Regions from separate parts of the Homo sapiens genome. Here region 1 is linked to region 2. Evidence: chromatin loops called from intact Hi-C (ENCODE). Cell type or tissue: Caco-2. All regions are shown on one strand. Each heading gives the region's core, and the rest is flanking DNA. Links, peaks and the distances in the headings are about the cores only.

Region 1 (9,122 bases), core at 654-8,653, 560 kb before region 2:
CCCAGGTATTAAGCCCAGCATCCACCAGCTATTCTTCCACGATCAGTGTTTCAATGAAAGCACATGTATACATCACTTTGCTCTCTAAACTACATTCCATTGCACAGTAGCAGAGAACTAATTCATTGGTGCTGATTTGTATCGCAAAGAACATTATCAGTGACTATTTTGGAATTGGAGTTAATCTCTCAATTTTAGACATTTAAAAGGTACTTGCTATAACAAGATCTTTTAAAATGTAGTGTAGGTTTCAGACAAAAGAAAAGTACAGTGTTTTTGAATCTTAAACAAATGACCTGTGTTTAACATCTTGTCTAAGGTTGTCTGCCTCTGGGTATTATGACCCATTGAGAACAAGATTGTCTTTTCTTTTAATGTATACAGATTTTTGAGAAAAGCATTTTTTTTACAGTTTGTCTAAGTTAACCTTCTTTTTAAAGCTGCAGCCCACAAACACTTCAAACCTAATCTTTTTTGACCCTCAATTTTTTTTGACCCTCAATTTTTTCTCAGAAGAGTCAAAGAAGAATCACATCCTCCAATGTGAAAGCCAGCATTTATAACCCATCTTTTATCAGTTGTGAATTATGTGTTAGTCTGTGTATGTTTACCTTTTTTTCAGGTGGTGAAGAGGGAAGGAGGGCTAATGTGAAGATTTAATAAGCTAAGGTGACATAGAAAAAATAATAAAAAATAAGTAAATATTTGAAGAGACTCCAAAAATCCCAAAGTCTTTTTGTTTTATGAGTGAAGAGATGAGAAAAAAATGTTTACGAGCATATGTAACAAAAATTTCTTTGTAATGTAGATTTTAGTTTTTATTATGCATTCATTCTGATTACTTTATAACATTTAAATATAAAACCTTAGAAACTGCAATAATTTTATACATAGGAAATTTAGAATAATATTAATAAAATGGAACAATATATCTATATTGAGCCAGATAATTCTGAAATCAGTATTTATTTGGTTGTATCAGTTTACAATTTTGAGGGGGAGATTACCACTTCAGTTTTCAGATTTTACATATGCATGCTGATTTGGAAAAAAAATCTATAAAGATTTAAAGAAAGAAATTTTGTGGGATAAAAATATGAACGAGCTGAATTACTAATGAAACATTTCTGTTGTGTTCTATTCCTGTCCTTTGGAATGTTTGTGTTAGTATGCCTGTTCTTCTGATGTTCAATCTTGATAATGTCTGAAAAGTACAATATGAAAAATAAATGAAAACGAATGTATCTTTTACTTGTGTGTGTGTGTTCTCTTCTATTATAAAGAGGTGAATCTAAAGCAAGATGAAAAGGTATTATAATGCTGAGTGGCAGAATGTGACACAAGAGTTCCCTCAAGTGTGTAATACAGCCTACAGGGAGACCAAATGCATTAGGATGAATTTATATTGACAAAGGAGTCATTCTTTCTAGTGTTTAGAAGAAGAATTCTGCCATGACCCTCATAACAAATTACTGTTGTCTGACCTCATTGAAACAAGAATGTAGTAAAGTAGGTCCAGTGGAGCTGATGTAGTAGAGGCACTTACACCACAACAACACGTCTGCAGGGTGCAACGATAGCCCCCCTTGTTTCCTATGCCACTAAAACACTCGATAAAGAGTCTTATCACCTTGATCCCAGAGCTCCTTTATTAAGAGACAGAAAAAGGAAATGCTTTGTGACCACAGAGAGTGGCATGTTATTTTCTGAAGAGTTAAGATTACTAAACGAAAGAAAGAATTCCTACAACCTGGAAGAAAGCCTTCTGTTGTGTTGTAGTACATCCAGCCAGCAGCTTGCATTAAAGACGGGATTCTTTTCCCATTATTTCATATTCTGTTACCCTTCCTACCTTGTAGAGCTCAGACACCAGTTGCTAAAAGTCCTCCCCTCTTCAGTCATCTCACGTGCACTGAACATGTACATTTTATTCAAAGCGCATATTATATACTTTTTAAATGAAAAGATAACAAATATAGTATGTTTTATAATGTATTGCTGTTTCTTATGGAGAATATTTGCCTTAAAACAGCAGGTTTTTCTTGCAATGTTCTTACCTTCCATGGATCTATTTCCTATTAGCATTTTTATGGAATTATTAAATAAACATTTTCATGTGATTGATTATCCTGGAGCAGGGATGTTAGAAATGACTTTTCAAACATATCTAGACTTGAAACAATTTAGTTGTAAAGATTCATTTAAAATATAATACTATTTTAAAAATGTTATTCAAACTAAATAAACTTCATCCTGAGACATTGTAATTTTTCCAAAATAAAAGTGTAAGAACTGTTAGTGCTCAGTAAGTACTTCTTGCCACTATTGCTGAGCAGGCAGTTCTATAGTCACTTAGAATAACTAAAGTAATATTTGGTCATTTTTCTAATAGCCAATAAAGTAGTGAATCTTACACACCACCAGACAGCTTAAAAACTAAGCCCATTAATTGTTGCTCTTAATATTCCATTTAATACTTTACTGCTAAATGCAGTCAGGAGAAAAGCAGTGGTTTGTAATTTTTATTTTGACATATACTTTCTGGATTTAATTCTTACCAAATTAATTTTGCAAGAAAGTTGTTTCAGGCATCTTTGTTCAGAATGTCTTAAATTAATAACAATGTTGGGAAAAAATGCAGCATTCGTGACAGCTTTTCAAGACTAAAATTCTGATATCTAAGCGCTCTTTCTCACCATAATAACATCTTTAATGAAAGGATTGAATGTATCACAGTTTGTTTTTACTAGTGATATTTCCTAGGCCAAGAGATTTAAAAGTCATATTTGTATAATTAAATTATTTTCAAAAAAATTTCCATTTATATGTAGATTTGGGAGTTACACACACATATTTATATATTTGGGATGTGTATATATATATATATATATTTATATTTGGAATATGTGTAATACGTGCACACACACACACACACACACACACACACATATATATGTAATGTATAATCTCCTAAAGATCAACCCACCCCATCCACCTATGAATTTTCTGTGCATTGTGGGCTGACAAAACATAATTTGGAATGTGAGAACAAGGCAAAAAAAACATAATTTGCAGATGGGTAGCAACCTCAATCATCCTAGAGAAACATACCTGTTAGGAAAAAATTTGTTCTCCAAAAATTCATATGTAAAAGAGCAAACTCCAAAGGGACCATATTGGGAGATAACTTTTAAAGAGGTAATTAAGATTAAATGAAGTGATAAGGGTGGTGCTTTCGTCCAAAATATGTTTCCTTAGAAGAAAAGGGGGAGACACAAGAAATGTGCATGAAAAGACCACGTGAGGACATAGTGAAAAGGCAGTCACCTGCAAACCAAGGAGACGAGCGTCAGGAGAAACCAACCCTGCAGGCACGTTGATCTTGCACTTCTGGCCTCCACAACTGTGAGAAAATGAATTTCTATTGTTTAAGCCACATAGTCTGTTTTTTGTTACAGCAGCCTTAGCAAATTAATATAATACCAAGCCAAGATGGAAAACTAGATGTCTTTTATCAAGATAGTTTTTGATTTACCAAAATGTATGTATTTCAAAACACATTTTATTCAAACTCTCTCTGATTGTGCTATTTAGAGCTTTTTTTATAGTTCTTGTATATCACTATGCAAGACATATTTACCTTACATAATTTCCAGGGTATTTTAATCATGTCTGTGTTAGGTTAGAAAATAATAAAAAGCATTGACATTTAGTAAAATGTTAGAAAAAATGCTTCTGTCACATTGTGTCTCTTAAAACAGATGCTATTACTTGCTATTTTCTTGACTTAGCCTTTTATTTTAAAAAAAGTATATATATGAATAGCAATGGCCTGTCTATTCACAACCTTCCTACTTGATTTTATTCATTCCCCTTAAACCAAGCAAATCAGGGAAGAGCTGAGTCACAATAATTTAAGCTTCACAAGAAAATTGCACCTTGTTGTTGCTGTAAGTGTTTGGGGTAGGAATAGGCATGTAAGAAGTTCTGACCAATGCTGCACAAAGTAATGTCGGGTGACATTTCTTAAGAAAGGTTTATTAGAATAGCAAAGAAGGAAAAAAGCATGAGGGAAACTCATTCTTTCCCCTGACACTTGCAGTCTTTGGATAAGAACACAAATAATGAAACTGTGACAGCCACTTGTGAACATGAGTAGACAAACCTGAGTATGAATGCCCATGTGCTACTAGGGGACAGATAAAATATGGGAAGAACCTGGCCCTAGATGGCATCAGTGAGTTGCTGAAATGACCAACTAAGGTGCTTCCTGACTTCTGGATTCTACATGACATAAATATTTTATATATATATATATATACACACACACACACACACACACACACACATATGTACATACACACATATATACATGCACACAATCCTGAGTTTTAAGGGATTTTTACTTTTTTCTATCATTTACACCCAACATAGCCTATTATAATAGCTCAATATATTCAAAATGTCCTGTTCAAAAGTACAGGCTGTTTTTTGTATGCATTAACTTAATTAATCAACCCAAATGCCTATGAAGCATAAAATATTCTAATCTCTATTATATAAGTAAGAAATATTAAAGCTAAGATTTAGAAAATTAGGAGATATGACAAAGTAAAAACATAATGTTAACTCAAATGGCTCTGACGATGGAGCACCACATTTAAGTTTGTTTTATTAAATGCATTTTCTATGTTTCCTTCATTAATTGGATATTGCCAGATCAGGGATAGTTTGGTTTCTATATTTATCACCTAATGATTAGAAATAATTACATAATCACTTTTTTTCACCTTGACATTTTATTGGTAATTTATTACATGTAAATTTTGTGGACAATGACTAAAACCTGCCCTCACAACATGCAGTAGTTTGAACTGAAATGAATGGACAAAATATAAAATTATATAAGTTAATGTAGAAATTTTCCAGTTACATGCAAAATATTACATGTGCCCAGAGGGGGAAAATTATCTCCAACTTTGATTGGTAAAGAAGCTAGGTAGTGGTGGAAATATTTGATGTCAGTATTGAAGGAATGTTTAAACTTTCAAAATGTAAATTAGAATGTCACCTTTCAGGCAAGATGGAGTAACAGGGGCCAGATGTACCTTTTCAGCAGAAACAACTAAAAATATATGAGACAATAGTACTCAAAATATTAAATATCAGGCAATAAAGACAGGTATCCCTGAAAGACAGAAAACAGTTGAAGTGAGCTTAAGAAATACCCTCAGCTTACTGACTGGAGAAATTTTCTAGGATGCAGAGCAAGGAATCAAAGCCAGACAAAGCCCAGAAATCTCCCTAAGATGATGAGATGGAGCTTTATAGAAGCCAAGGTAACTAAAGTAAATGGGATAGAATGGAAGAAATAGGTTCACAGATAAAAAAAACTTTACATATCCCCAAATATATTATGACTATTCCTTAAGTATTTAGATGACTGCTAATCAGTACATGTATTTAAGGAAACTCTCTAAGGCAGAGAAAAAAAGCAAACTAAAATAACTGTGGAAAACAGTCTTCCAAACTCACAGATGATGCCAAGAATAGAGCTTGGTCCCAACAGCTAGAATGAAAAACCTCATAATTCAGGTAGCATTAGTTAGAGTACTAAAAAAGGCCTTGCCTCAGTAGTGTGGAAATTTAGTTATTTCTTCCTTTCTTTTTTTTTTTTAAAGGAAGGTCTGGGCCTCATTGAGAAATCTTAAATCAAGATTTAAAAAGATCAAGCTCCCCATTAGCTTTTCTAAGTCCCAGAAAAATATCTCAGGAGTATTTAAAGAAATGCAAAAATATCTGTATAAATTAAAATTGGAATTGCAATGTCTGGTATCCAGTGAAATATTACCAGGGATATAAAGAGGCAGGAAAACAAAATCCATGAAAAGGGTAAAAAAGAATGAATCCAAAACAATGAAAAATAATACATTTGACAAAATTAGTACACAGAAACATTAAAAGAGGTGCCATAACTTTTTAATCAATATCTTCACGAAGCTAAAGATGGAACATGTTAAGTAGATATATGGGTTATATAAAAACCTTCATGTTGTATATTGCGTGTAATTAACATATTAATGTTGAAGAAGAAATACTAGAAAACATGAAGACATACAATTGTTGGAAGACAGTTCTCCATAGTTTATCATATTACTGCGTGTCTTTTGAGCGATGGCCTAATTACCCTTTCTCATGGACTATCTTTTCAAGGATGCTTGTATGTGAACAGATTTTGGTGACAAAGCTAATGTTTTCTACTAAAGTGAATATTAAGAATATTTATTGCCCATTCCAAAAGATTCAAATTCTTTAAGCTTCTGTAATGCAACTCTGCGTGTGTACAGGTGCCATCTTGCCTTCTTCATGTCATGCTGAGTCTGTCCCACAGACTCTGGCTGAGCAATGGATGAAAGAAGTATGCTGACACAGGTATTTTGCCTGATAGCATGCCTGGGGACTGCACAGCTTAGCACTGCTGATGAGAGTGCCACCCGACAAGCCGGCCCCGCTTGCATTTATTTAGTACAGATTTAATGACAAAGACTTGGAGCAAACACCATTTGTGGGTAATAAACATTGTCAACCCCCCAAGTAGAGAGCAATCCTGAATGCAAATGATCAAAGGTTGGTTTCTGGAGACAGGAGTAAGCAAATGTATCTAGATAAGTTCCTCTACATTCTCTTGTTATGTGCCCTTTGCTCTCAGCCTCCGGATAAGAGAATTTGGCTGCCTTCAGCCAAAATTCTCTCCCAGAGCTTTTGTAAAACCTCTCAGCCTTCCAAGAAGGTTTGGGTCTTTCCCTATAATTTTTCTTATAACTTTTCCCACCACCATGACCGATTATCCTACAATGTCACTGTTAGGGAACCAGGCTTGAAGAAACACTAAAAATTAGAACCACTAATATATTATCCATCACTCTATTAGCCTGTTCTCACATTGCTATAAGGAAATAACTGGAACTGGGTAATTTATACAAAAAATGGGGGATTTAACTGGATCATGATTTTTCAGGCTGTACATGAAGCATTCTGCTGGCATCTACTTGGCTTCTGGGGAGGTCTCAGGACACTTACAATCATGCTTGAAGGTGAATGGGGAGTAGGCATGTCACATGGATAGAGCAGGAGAAAGAGAGTGAGTAGGGGGAGGTGCAACATACTCGTGAACAACCAGTCTTACTAGAGCTCTTTCACTATCAAAAGGACAGTACCAACAGTATGGTGCTAAATCATTCATGAGAAATCTTCCCCCATGATCCAATCACCTCCCACTAGGCCCATCTCTAACACTAAGGATTACATTTCAAATGAGATTTGGGCAGGGACACACATCCAAACTATATCAGTTACTATTTTTGTGAGTAATAAGATGTCTTGATCCCTGACCCAGGAGTATGGTTTTCTTCCAGCATCATTAAACTGTGACAAGTTAAATTGTCAGCATGGAAGTGGAATAAAATTTCACACTCTTAACAGTTTCTTACAGTTATATAATAATAGGAGTGTATGATACTGAAATAAACATAAGTTTCTTAAAAGGGAAGATAGGCACTTCAGGGAGTAACTAATGTTATTTGGCATGGTTTGGCTCTGTGTCCTTGTCCAAATCACATGTTGGGTTGTAATCCCCAATGTTGGGAGAGGGATCTGGTGGGAGTTGATTGGATCATGGGAGTCAATTCCCTCTTGCTATTCTCATGATAGTGAGTGAGTTCTCATGAGAACTGGTTGTTTAAAAGTGTGTAGCAGTTCTCCCATCATTCTCTTTCTCTCCTGCTGCCATGTGAAGATGTGCTTACTTCCCCTTCACCTTTCTGAATGATTGTAAGTTTCCTAAGACCTCCCAAGCAATGCTTCTTGTACAGCCTGCAGAACTGCAAATCAATTAAACATTTTTTCTTTATAAACTACCAAGTTTCAGGTAGCTATTTATAACAGTATGAGAACAGACTAATACAGAAAATTTGTACTGGGAGGGAGGTATTGCCATGAAGAAACCTGAAAATGTAGGAGTGACTTTGGAACTGTGTAATGCACAGAGGTTGAAAGAGTTTGGAGGGACTAGAAGAAACAGAAAGTTGAGGGAACATTTAGAACTTCCTAGAGACTTGTCGAATGATTGTGACCAAAATGCTGATAGTGACAGGTACAGTGAAGTCCAGGATGAGGTGCTCAAAGGGAATGAGGAACTTATTGGGAACCGGAGTAAAGGTCACTCTTGCTATGGTGGAGCAACAGGACTGGCAGCATTGTGCTCCTGCATTAAGAATCAGTGAAATTTTTAACTGGAGAGTGATGATTTAGAGTATCTCATCAAAGAAATTGCTAAGCAGCAAAGCATTCAAGATGTGTCTTGGCTGCTTCTAAAACGCTATGCTACTTTGCACAAACAAAGAAATGACCTAAAACTAGAACGTATACTTAAAATGAAAGCAGAGCTTAAAGGTTTGGAAAATTTGCAGCCCAACTATGTGGTAGAAGGGAAAAAAAAGGATTTACTGAGGACAAATTCAAGGCTGTAGAAATTTTCATATGTAAAGAAAAGCCAAATGTTAATACTCAAGACAATGGGGAAAATGCCTGCAGGGTATTTCAGAGACATTTCTGGCAACCCCTCCCATCCTAGGCCTGGAGGCCTAGGGGGATAAAAGCGTCTCCTGGGTCAGGCCCAGGACCCTGCTGTTCTGTGCAGCCTCAGGACATGGTTCCTTGTGTCTCAGCCACTCCAGCTTCAGCTGTGGCTAAAAGGGGCCAAGGTACTGGGTGCCAGTGGCTCACGCCTGTAATCCCAGCACTTTGGGAGGCTGAGGCGGGCAGATCATGAGGTCAAGAGATCAAGACCATCCTGGCCAACATTGTGAAACCCCATCTCTACTAAAAATATAAAAATTAGCTGGCCGTGGTGGCACATGCCTGTAGTCACAGCTCCTCGGGAGGCTGAGGCAGGAGAATCACTTGAACCAAGAGGCAGAGGTTGCAGTGAACCGAGATCACGCCACTGTACTCCAGTCTGGGCGATGGTGCGAGACTCTGTCTCAAACACACACAGACACACACGCACACACACACACACAAAGGGGGCCAAGGTACAGCTCAGGCAGTGGCTTTGGAGGGTG
Region 2 (9,122 bases), core at 779-8,778:
AAGCTAGATAAGAAAAATTATCTAACATAAAGCTTATTTATAAAGTATTGAAAATCTCATGAAATTTATTTAATATTTTACTGAAAGTGAAAACAGAATGGTTATAGAGGTACTTGTATGGTTTCTACTGAATGTGGTTTTTGCACCATTGTCAGGTAGAAAAATAGTAAGTTGAACTATCATAAGTTGGGACCATCTTCATATAAATTCAATAATTGAAAGTTATCAAACACACACACAATGTAAGAGGGGTATGGTTTTCAAATTCTAAGATGGGAAACGTACAAACTCCCCCTTCTGATTATTTCCTAAGTAATTTATTCTTCTGAAAAATTTACAAAGTATTTTAGAATTTCAAATAGATGTTCTTTCTATAAGTACCTTAAGATCAACAAATCGAAATAGTTATAATTTATGTATTTACGTCATGGGATACTTGGGGTGTTGCTTTGCCAGCCAGAAACCTCTGCGGTCAGTGGCACCTTTGCCTGAGTTTTGCTTGGCCCCGCGGGGCTTGGTCCACCCACTTGGCCTGGCAGGTCGCACTTGGCTTGCGCTACTGGCCTGAATCCAATGCCCACCAAAGGTGAGCCAGGCACAGAGTGGCGAAGGGTGTATGAGCGAGCGCAGGGTCTGGCCACTGCGCACATCCAGGCATGCCTGCTGCAGTGGGGTGGAAGCTCCAGGTGCAGGCATGGGCACCAGCTCCCTGCAAGGTTGCTGCTGGACCAGCCGTACCTCAAACACCTTTCACAGTTGGCACCAGAGAATGCAGTGGCGCCAAAACCTTGGAATCACCAGTAACCACAGAACCCCAAAGAGGGTTTCACAGCCCTGGTGAGAGGTGACAGCGTGCTGGCAGTCCTCACAGCCCTCGCTCGCTCTTGGCGCCTCTTCTGCTTGGGCTCCCACTTTGGCGGCACTTGAGGAGCCCTTCACCCCACCACTGCACTGTGGGAGCCCCTTTCTGGGCTGGCCAAGGCCAGAGCCGGCTCCCTCAGCTTGCAGGGAGGTGTGGAGGTAGAGACGTGAGCGGGAACCGGGGCCGCGCGCGGCGCTTGCGGGCCAGCTGGAGTTCCGGGTGGGCGTGGGCTTGGAGGGCCCCGCACTCGGAGCAGCCGGCGGGAGTAGCCGGCGGGAGCAGCCGGCGGGAGCAGCCGGCCGGCTCTGCCGGCCCGGGGCAATGAGGGGCTTAGCACCCGGGCCAGCGGCTGCGGAGGGTGTACTGGGTCCCCCAGCAGTGCCAGCCCACCAGCGCTGCGCTCGATTTCTCACCAGGTCTTAGCTGCCTTCCCGGGGGGCAGGGCTCGGGACCTGCAGCCAGCCATGCCTGAGCCTCCCACCCCCTCCATGGGCTCCTGTGTGGCCCAAGCCTCCCCAGTGAGAGCAGCCCCCTGCTCCATGGCGCCCAGTCCCATCGACCACCCAAGGTCTGAGGAGTGCGGGTGCCCAGTGTGGGACTGGCAGGCAGCTCCACCTGCAGCCCCGGTGCGGGATCCACTGGGTGAAGCCAGCTAAGCTCCTGAGTCTGGTGGGGCCTTGGAGAACCTTTATGTCTAGCTCCGGGATTGTAAATACACCAATCGGCACTCTGTATCTAGCTCAAGGTTTGTAAACACACCAATCAGCACCCTGCGTCTAGCTCAGGGTTTGTGAATGCACCAATCCACACTCTGTATCTAGCTACTCTGGTGGGGCCTTGGAGAACCTTTGTGTCCACACTCTGTATCTAGCTAATCTTGTGGGGACGTGGAGAACTTTAGTGTCTAGCTCAGGGGTTGTAAACGCACCAATCAGCACTCTGTCAAAACAGACCGCTGGGCTCTACCAATCAGCAGGATGTGGGGGCCAGATAAAAGAATAAAAGCAGGCTGCCCCAGCCAGCAGTGGCAACCCGCTCGGGTCTCCTTCCACCCTGTGGAAGCTTTGTTCTTTCCCTGTTTGCAACAAATCTTGCTACTGCTCACTCTTTGGGTCCACACTGCTTTTATGAGCAGTAACACTCACCGCGAAGGTCTGCAGCTTCACTCCTGAGCCAGCGAGACCACGAACCCACCAGAAGGAAGAAACTCCGAACACATCCGAGCATCAGAAGGAACAAACTCCAGACACACCACCTTAAGAGCTGTAACACTCACCGCGAGGGTCTGCGGTTTCATTCTTGAGGTCAGTGAGACCAAGAACCCACCAATTCCGGAAGCACTGGCTTGGGGATTTCCCAGGTCTGAGCTCCCTGTAGGGCTGCAGCTCTTCTTTCCTTCTCTCTTCTCTCCTTCTTGTCACCCACAACGTGGCAAGCAAGGGGCATGTTTCAGCCCTGTTTGTGTCTCATTTCTCTTAACCCTGCCAGTAGGCAGTGCCGGAGTTCTTGTCCTGCACCCAGGAAGAATGAAGTACGCAGACAAGTGGAGGGTGAGCAAGGCAATGAGGAGTTTTATTGAGCAGCTCAGAGGAGACCCACAATGCATAGCTCCTCTTTGCTGTCAGGGTGACCCAAAGAATGTTCAACTCTGAGCAAAGAAGAGACCCTGGAGTGGGTGGTTCATCTCCACAGCTTGCCATCCTGTCATGTCCTCAAGTATGGCTCAGTTCAGGGCTTTTATGGACCTCAGAGGGGAGGAAGTGCATGCCGATTGGTCCATGGGTGGCCATGGTGGGCCCTGAAAAAACCCCACAAGTCCCCATTCTAGTCCGCAGGACCCGCAGCCTGCCCTGGGATTCAAGTCCTCCCAGCTTGAAGGTGGAGCTTTATTAGGGACACGTCCCCTTCCACCTAGGAGCCTGTCTGTCTCTTGCCGCTGTTCATGGAGCCCAGGCTGTTTACGTGAAGCGGCACCTGCAGTACAGCACTGAGCTGCCCTTCACCTCCCCTCAGCTTCCCTCACATGCTCATCAGCACCCAAAGTCCGGCGGGGGCGACATAGCGGGGAGCTTGCGTGTCAGCGCTACCCCAAACATGTGTACACCCGGCCAGGCTGTGAAAACACCTGGATTCAGGACCAACCTCCCTTCAAGATTGGTGCCAGGAGCTGGAAGAAGTCAGGCAATGGGAGCAGACATCTCTGAGCCTGAAAGTGGGGCAGGGTACAGAGATGCCCGGGTCCGCAGCCGTGGCTCTATAGCTGTACCCAGGAGGGTGAGGCTACCGCTTGATATCAGCTCCCGCCCGCTCCATGGAGCATGCAGCCCAGCCACACCTACCCCACTGCAGCTGGTGTCTTGGCAGCAGCCACTGCTCATTGCTGCCATCATTTACATTATAGCAAATCACTTAATAAACATTTACTAAGTGGTATCTATATGCTAAACATTATCCTTTGTTGTTGTAGATTTATCAGAACAGATATTATCCTTAAAAACTTAACATGTATAGGCCAAGCGCGGCGGCTCACGCCTGTAATCCCAGCACTTTGGGAGGCTGAGGCAGGCGGATCACAAGGTCATGAGATTGAGACCATCATGTCTAATACGGTGAAACCCCGTCTCTACTAAAAATACAAAAAATTAGTCGGGTGTGGTGGCAGGTGCCTGTAGTCCAGCTACTCAGGAGGCTGAGGCAGGAGAATGGCGTGAACCAGGGAGGTGGAGCTAGCAGTGAGCCGAGATCATGCCACTGCACTCCAGCCTGGGCGACATAGCGAGACTTGGTCTCCAAAAAAAAAAAAAGAGAAAAAAAAGAAGAAAACCTTACATGTATATACACAATTCACATTCACATGCATTGGTACACACATGCACGTGCTCGTGCACACGCACGCACACAATGTAGAGGAGTCAAAAGAGAATGAGAAGAAAATTCCACCGTAAAAAAATGTGAAAATAATCCGAGAATGAAAACTGATAATGTCTATTGAATTTAGCAACATGAAAGTCAATGATAACCTTAGGGATAAAAATGTAGGTTTATTGATGTGTTGTAAGTGTTATGAAAGGAAGATCATGAGTATAGAACTTAAGAGGAAAGAAATGGGCTAGTAACAGGAGAAAAAAGTGTGAGATATAAACAGACACTGTTATTGTGTTTGTATGTTTTCATATGTTTTGCTTTTTATTTTATCAGGAAAGACTAGAGTACACTTCAATATGTGGATGTAGTTAAATTGTAAAAATAAGGCACTGAAAATACATTTGAGATAGGATACGATATGTGCCTGGCTCCATATTCTCTCTCTTTCTCTCTCCTCCTTTTTTTTTCTTTTTTAAAATTTGAGACAGAATGTTACTCTGGAATAAGTGGAGTGCAGGCTGGAGTGCAGTGGTGTGAACACAGTTCACTCCAGCATTGACCTCCCATGTTCAAATGATCCTCCCATCTCGGCCTCCCAAGTAGCTGAAACCATAGCTGTATGCTGCCACTCCTGCCTAATTTATTTTTTACTTTTGTAGAGATGGGGTATTGCTATGTTGCCCAGGCTTGTCTTGAACTTCTGTGCTCCAGTGACCAGCCTCAGCCATAACATCTTTTCCTAATGAAATCCATGGTCTCCCACTTAATTAGTGCATTGAGGAAAAAGCTTACAAAATTATTTGTTTTCGCAGAGAAGTTCCTCCTCCATTCTTCATTCTACTCTCAATTGTCATAATGGAATTTACTGTAAGTAAGAAATACTAGATTATTGTGAACAGAAATAACCCACTTCAAATTTCCTATTTTGTAAAGGCAATAAGATAAAAATATAGAATTCACTAATGCTAACTTAATTATTGATTGATGAATTGCATCCATGTATGTTACGATCTAAATGTTGAGAACTGTGAAAAAGAACGAAGATTTCTAAAGAATAAACTTCTGATGTGAGATAGTGAAGGTATCAGAGGAAAATGAAATATGACATCATGAAGCAAAGACAAATTATTCCTGGAAACTAGCAAAATAAGATATGCCGTAGCCCTGAAAGTAAATAGCTGAATCTCTGATCTTGGAAGTAAAAGAAAGAGGCAATGCTTAAAATTTGATTATTGACTTATACTCAGATTACCTAATTTAATGGGACTGAATCCTTAATTGATTATGCTATTTCAGTACCTACTCTAAATGATAAAACTCTTCACCTTCCCTCACTTTATACTCAGTTTATTATGTTATTAAATTATTCAACATATTTACTAGGTATCTAACTTGTATTACTCTGCAAAGGCCTACAGATAATAAATATGGTTCCCTTTGTGAGGGCATTTAATACTTGGCAAGAAACATGCATATATGCTATAAGCTGCAATAAAACTTGCTACGTGTTATTGCAGATCTTACTTACATAAATGTGCATGGGAACAAAGAGAACCGGCAATTATATACCTAGGGAGTTGGGGGATGATTTATTGAGAAGGTGGCATGTAGAGGTTTCCTGAGAAGTAAGTAAGAAAATCTTCACGTCCATTAAGAATGAGGGAGATTGATTTTTCTAGGGAGAAGAAGTAGTTAATTCAATAGCATGGAACACGAATTGGGCAAGGAGAAGCAAGGATGATAAGTCATCTTCTGTTGTGCATTTTAAGTGCTCACTAGAGGAATTGGCATGTAACATAATAAACTATCACATGGTAAAAACATGCATAATATGCTCAAATCACTCATATATTTATGTTCTCAAGTAGAATATGCGTTTCTAAATTGTGCCCCTTTTTATTGTGGGAATCATCCATTATGTATCAATAGTGTCATTAGTGCTTCCTTCTAAGGATATTTTAACCATCATATTATAGCTAGTCTACTAAAGAGGCCAGAGCATTCTCACGAGTCTTGTAAGTTTTTAAGAGAAATAAATAAATTGAGCCTGAACAATGAATCTAAAAATGAAATATGTTCCTGCTAGAAATGGATAACTTCATATCATCATTCATCTGTTCATTATTTCATATTTATTCCTTTTATTTAGTCATGTCTTCAGTGCATGATTTTTTTTTAAAGTTTTCTATCTGCCAATGTATTATGCTACAGTCTGTGAATAAAACAATTAACGAAACAGACTTAGTCCCTACCTCACAAGGTTTATATTTGAAAGGAGGTAGTGAATATGCATTCAGTCAACCTTGACAAAATTAATTATTCAATTAAAATTGTGTTGAATGCTACAAAGGAGAAGTGCATGTTGTTTTAGGAAAGCATAAGTGGAACTAAACTTGCTAAACAGTCAGGGAATTTTTTTTCCCTCAGGAAGATAAAACAGAGATTGGAATTACTGTGAGAGAATACAGTTCCTTCTGCAGCTGATGTTATTAATATTATTTCAAATTAATTATCGGAGCATTTTATCTTCCATATGCCTGATCGCTATTCACTTTAGCTATGTTTAGTCATCAATTTCCAACACTTTAAAAAGTAACTGTAGTCGTAGTTTGAGATTCACTACCACTCCCTCCTCTTGCCTGACATCTAGTGGAAGAGAGAATCAGTGGGAAAATCACCCAGAGGAATTAAAAATAGAGACCAAGCAGTAAAGAAAAATAGCAAAGGAAATATCCTCTTGAATCACTATATTTTAAGAATGGGTGATAGTATACACATTTCATTGTTATACAACTATTATATGTGCTTGAACTATATATTCAATCCTAATTTTAATATATTTTTCTATAAAATTCCCGAGTAATTGGCTAACAATACTATTCACTGATATTGCATCACTGGCAGAAAAGTAGCTTTCTCCTCATTAAGGCTTTCTTCTTTCACTAATCTTGAAACATAAGATGCATATATGCAGAATATGCACTCAAATTAGCTCATTCCAGCTTTCCCTAGAATGTGAGTACACTCTTTAATGATGTTTAAATTTTCTATAAAGTCCAATTTTCAAACTCATACAAATGAGAGTAAATTAGTACATGGGTTTCCAGGTTATGAAGACAGCACTTTGATTCAAACACTAACCAATACACATGCCTTTTACATCACATTACACAACATATCATTGTAGATAAAGTAAAGTAGTAATTGTGAATAGCCTTAAATAATATACTAAAAATTGCTCAGTTCAGTTAAGATTTAATTCCAGGAAAACAGAAGTAGTAGATGACTTTCATAGTTTAATTACCAATAGCTCTATTTGCTCTGAACAGTCCATTATTTTGTGTGTGTGCATTTGTGTGTGCATGTGTGTGTGTTTGTGTCTGTGTGTGAGCATGATGGTGTATCTTTTATATAGTTTTCAAGTTTCTCTCGTAAAACTAATACTATAAGAGGTTATTTCATTTTTCTACACAATGAGGTAAAAATAAAACTCAAAAAGATTGAGATATGAATATATGATTATCTTCCTTAGGCAGGCTCACAGTGATTAGTAAAATAGCAAATATATTTCCTTTGGGAAGTTTAAAAGTACATCTTTAATCTCCTTTCCACTTTATATTTTATTTTCTCTGACTTCAGTTCTTTAGAAAATTTTCCTCCTTTTGCCTTTTTTGAAGGTATGTTTTATTGTTTTCTACTGTTTGTGTTTATTTTGACATTTTTAATGTTATTGTTTGTTGCTTTTTGAAAAAGAAACTCTAAAAATGTTCTGAATGGCACTGTGTAATGATCACAAGAAAACTGTAGTAAAATTCATATTTCAACAAGGATAATGGGTCAAGTAGGTTATGGTATATTAAGAGATTTTCTATAAATGGTAATTTTGTTTAACTTAAAAAGAAAGCATTTTTACAAACCAATGAAATATCTGAAAAGAAGCATAAAGATAATAAAACTGGTAGTATAAGAAAAAGAAATGAAAAAAGAGAGTTGAGGGTTATTGAAAACAAATTTAATTGCCAATTATAACAGTAGACTATATCTTTAGGCTAAATAAGCAAATCCATTATGGAATATAATATAAAAGCAGATATAATTCTAACATTGTAGATATCTAACATGCAATCAAAATTTGATTACCCCAATAGGGAATAATAATAACTAATTGTCATCAACACAGAGGAAATTAGCAAATTGTGATCAAATGCCTGTGAACCCATATGTTACTTAGGGGAAAAGAAAATGATCGAGCCGTTGGAAAATGAATATACTTTAAAAAATACCCTTTAACTTAAAAAAAATAGGTATTGAAAAATTGAGCTAAAAGCAGAATTCTTTTAGTCTTTTGGAAACCTAGAGGCATATGATAATTTTTAGAAAGTAATTTAAGTTATTGAATACTTTTCAAAAAATAATAGTTTCCAAATTGCACACATGAGCTACTTTGAGGGTCCTGATCCTGTTTATAGCCAAAACATAGAACTATAGTATATCAGAAGTTGAAACAGCTTTTGAACATGTAATGGAGCTTTTCAAGAATGTGCTACATTGATGATTATTCCATGACAAAAAATAATTTATTAATTCAAATACTCATGTATTATACATTTGCCATAGAAAGCCGTGCTTACATGTGAATAATATAATCTTGATCCCATGTGAAGCCATGCAAAAGTTTTCTTGAATATCATTTCAATATAAAAAGTCCTAAGCTCTCTCCTAAAATGAGAAAACAGGTAACCTAGCCTCGACTGGTCTGACATTTAGCAAAGAAAGCACAAAGCACACACATTTTAGGCAATGTTTGTGGAATGCTGGAACAGAAACACATCCAGGTGAAATTGAAGAGAAACGATGGAAAATTCTTGAAGATATAGAGTGGTAAAGGAAATTTGTCGCTATACCCCTCCAAAGGTGTTTCCTCTAACATCTTATACACAGCATCATTTACATATGAATCTCTGGATCAGGCCTCATACAGGCAGAGGAGGAGCATGGCAGTTTCAGAAGAATCGCTCTGGTCAATGTCCCATGTTCGGGTCTAAGCTGCTTAGATGCAATTGCATGCTCTTATGACTTATCATCATGACTCTGAGATCCATCCAGGTCATGCACAAAATCACTAAAAACCTTCAATTTAATATATATAATAGTGTTACCTTTGATTTTTTTTTTTAAACAGTCTCGCTTTGTCGCCCAGTGCGGAGTGCAGTGGCGTGATCTCAGCTCTGCAACATCCACCTCCTGGGTTCATGCAAATCTTCTGCCTCAGCCTCCCTGGTAGCTGGGATTACAGGCGTGTGCTACCACACCCAGCTAATTTTTGTATTTTTTGTAGAGATGGGTTTCACCATGTCGTCCAGGCTGGTCTCGAACCCCTGACCTTAAGTAATCC

What was found. A loop is a pair of places that touch in the nucleus more often than their neighbours do. Peaks named below come from ENCODE experiments on the same cell type or tissue, not always from the same donor. Only the 100,000 strongest peaks of a DNase experiment are listed, where the experiment ranks them.
Region 1: it touches region 2 in a loop (11-fold over the local background); 7 of 110 quality-filtered maps call a loop at or near these places.

What each region holds. Positions count from the first base shown.
Region 1 is chr5:25,762,602-25,771,723 of GRCh38, forward strand. No RefSeq gene overlaps it. Among named protein-coding and RNA genes, the nearest start is that of TRK-CTT9-1, 430 kb to the right of the region's middle. In Caco-2, for the core only: no CTCF peak of the experiment used is centred there; no DNase peak of the experiment used is centred there.
Region 2 is chr5:26,323,402-26,332,523 of GRCh38, forward strand. No RefSeq gene overlaps it. Among named protein-coding and RNA genes, the nearest start is that of TRK-CTT9-1, 130 kb to the left of the region's middle. In Caco-2, for the core only: no CTCF peak of the experiment used is centred there; no DNase peak of the experiment used is centred there.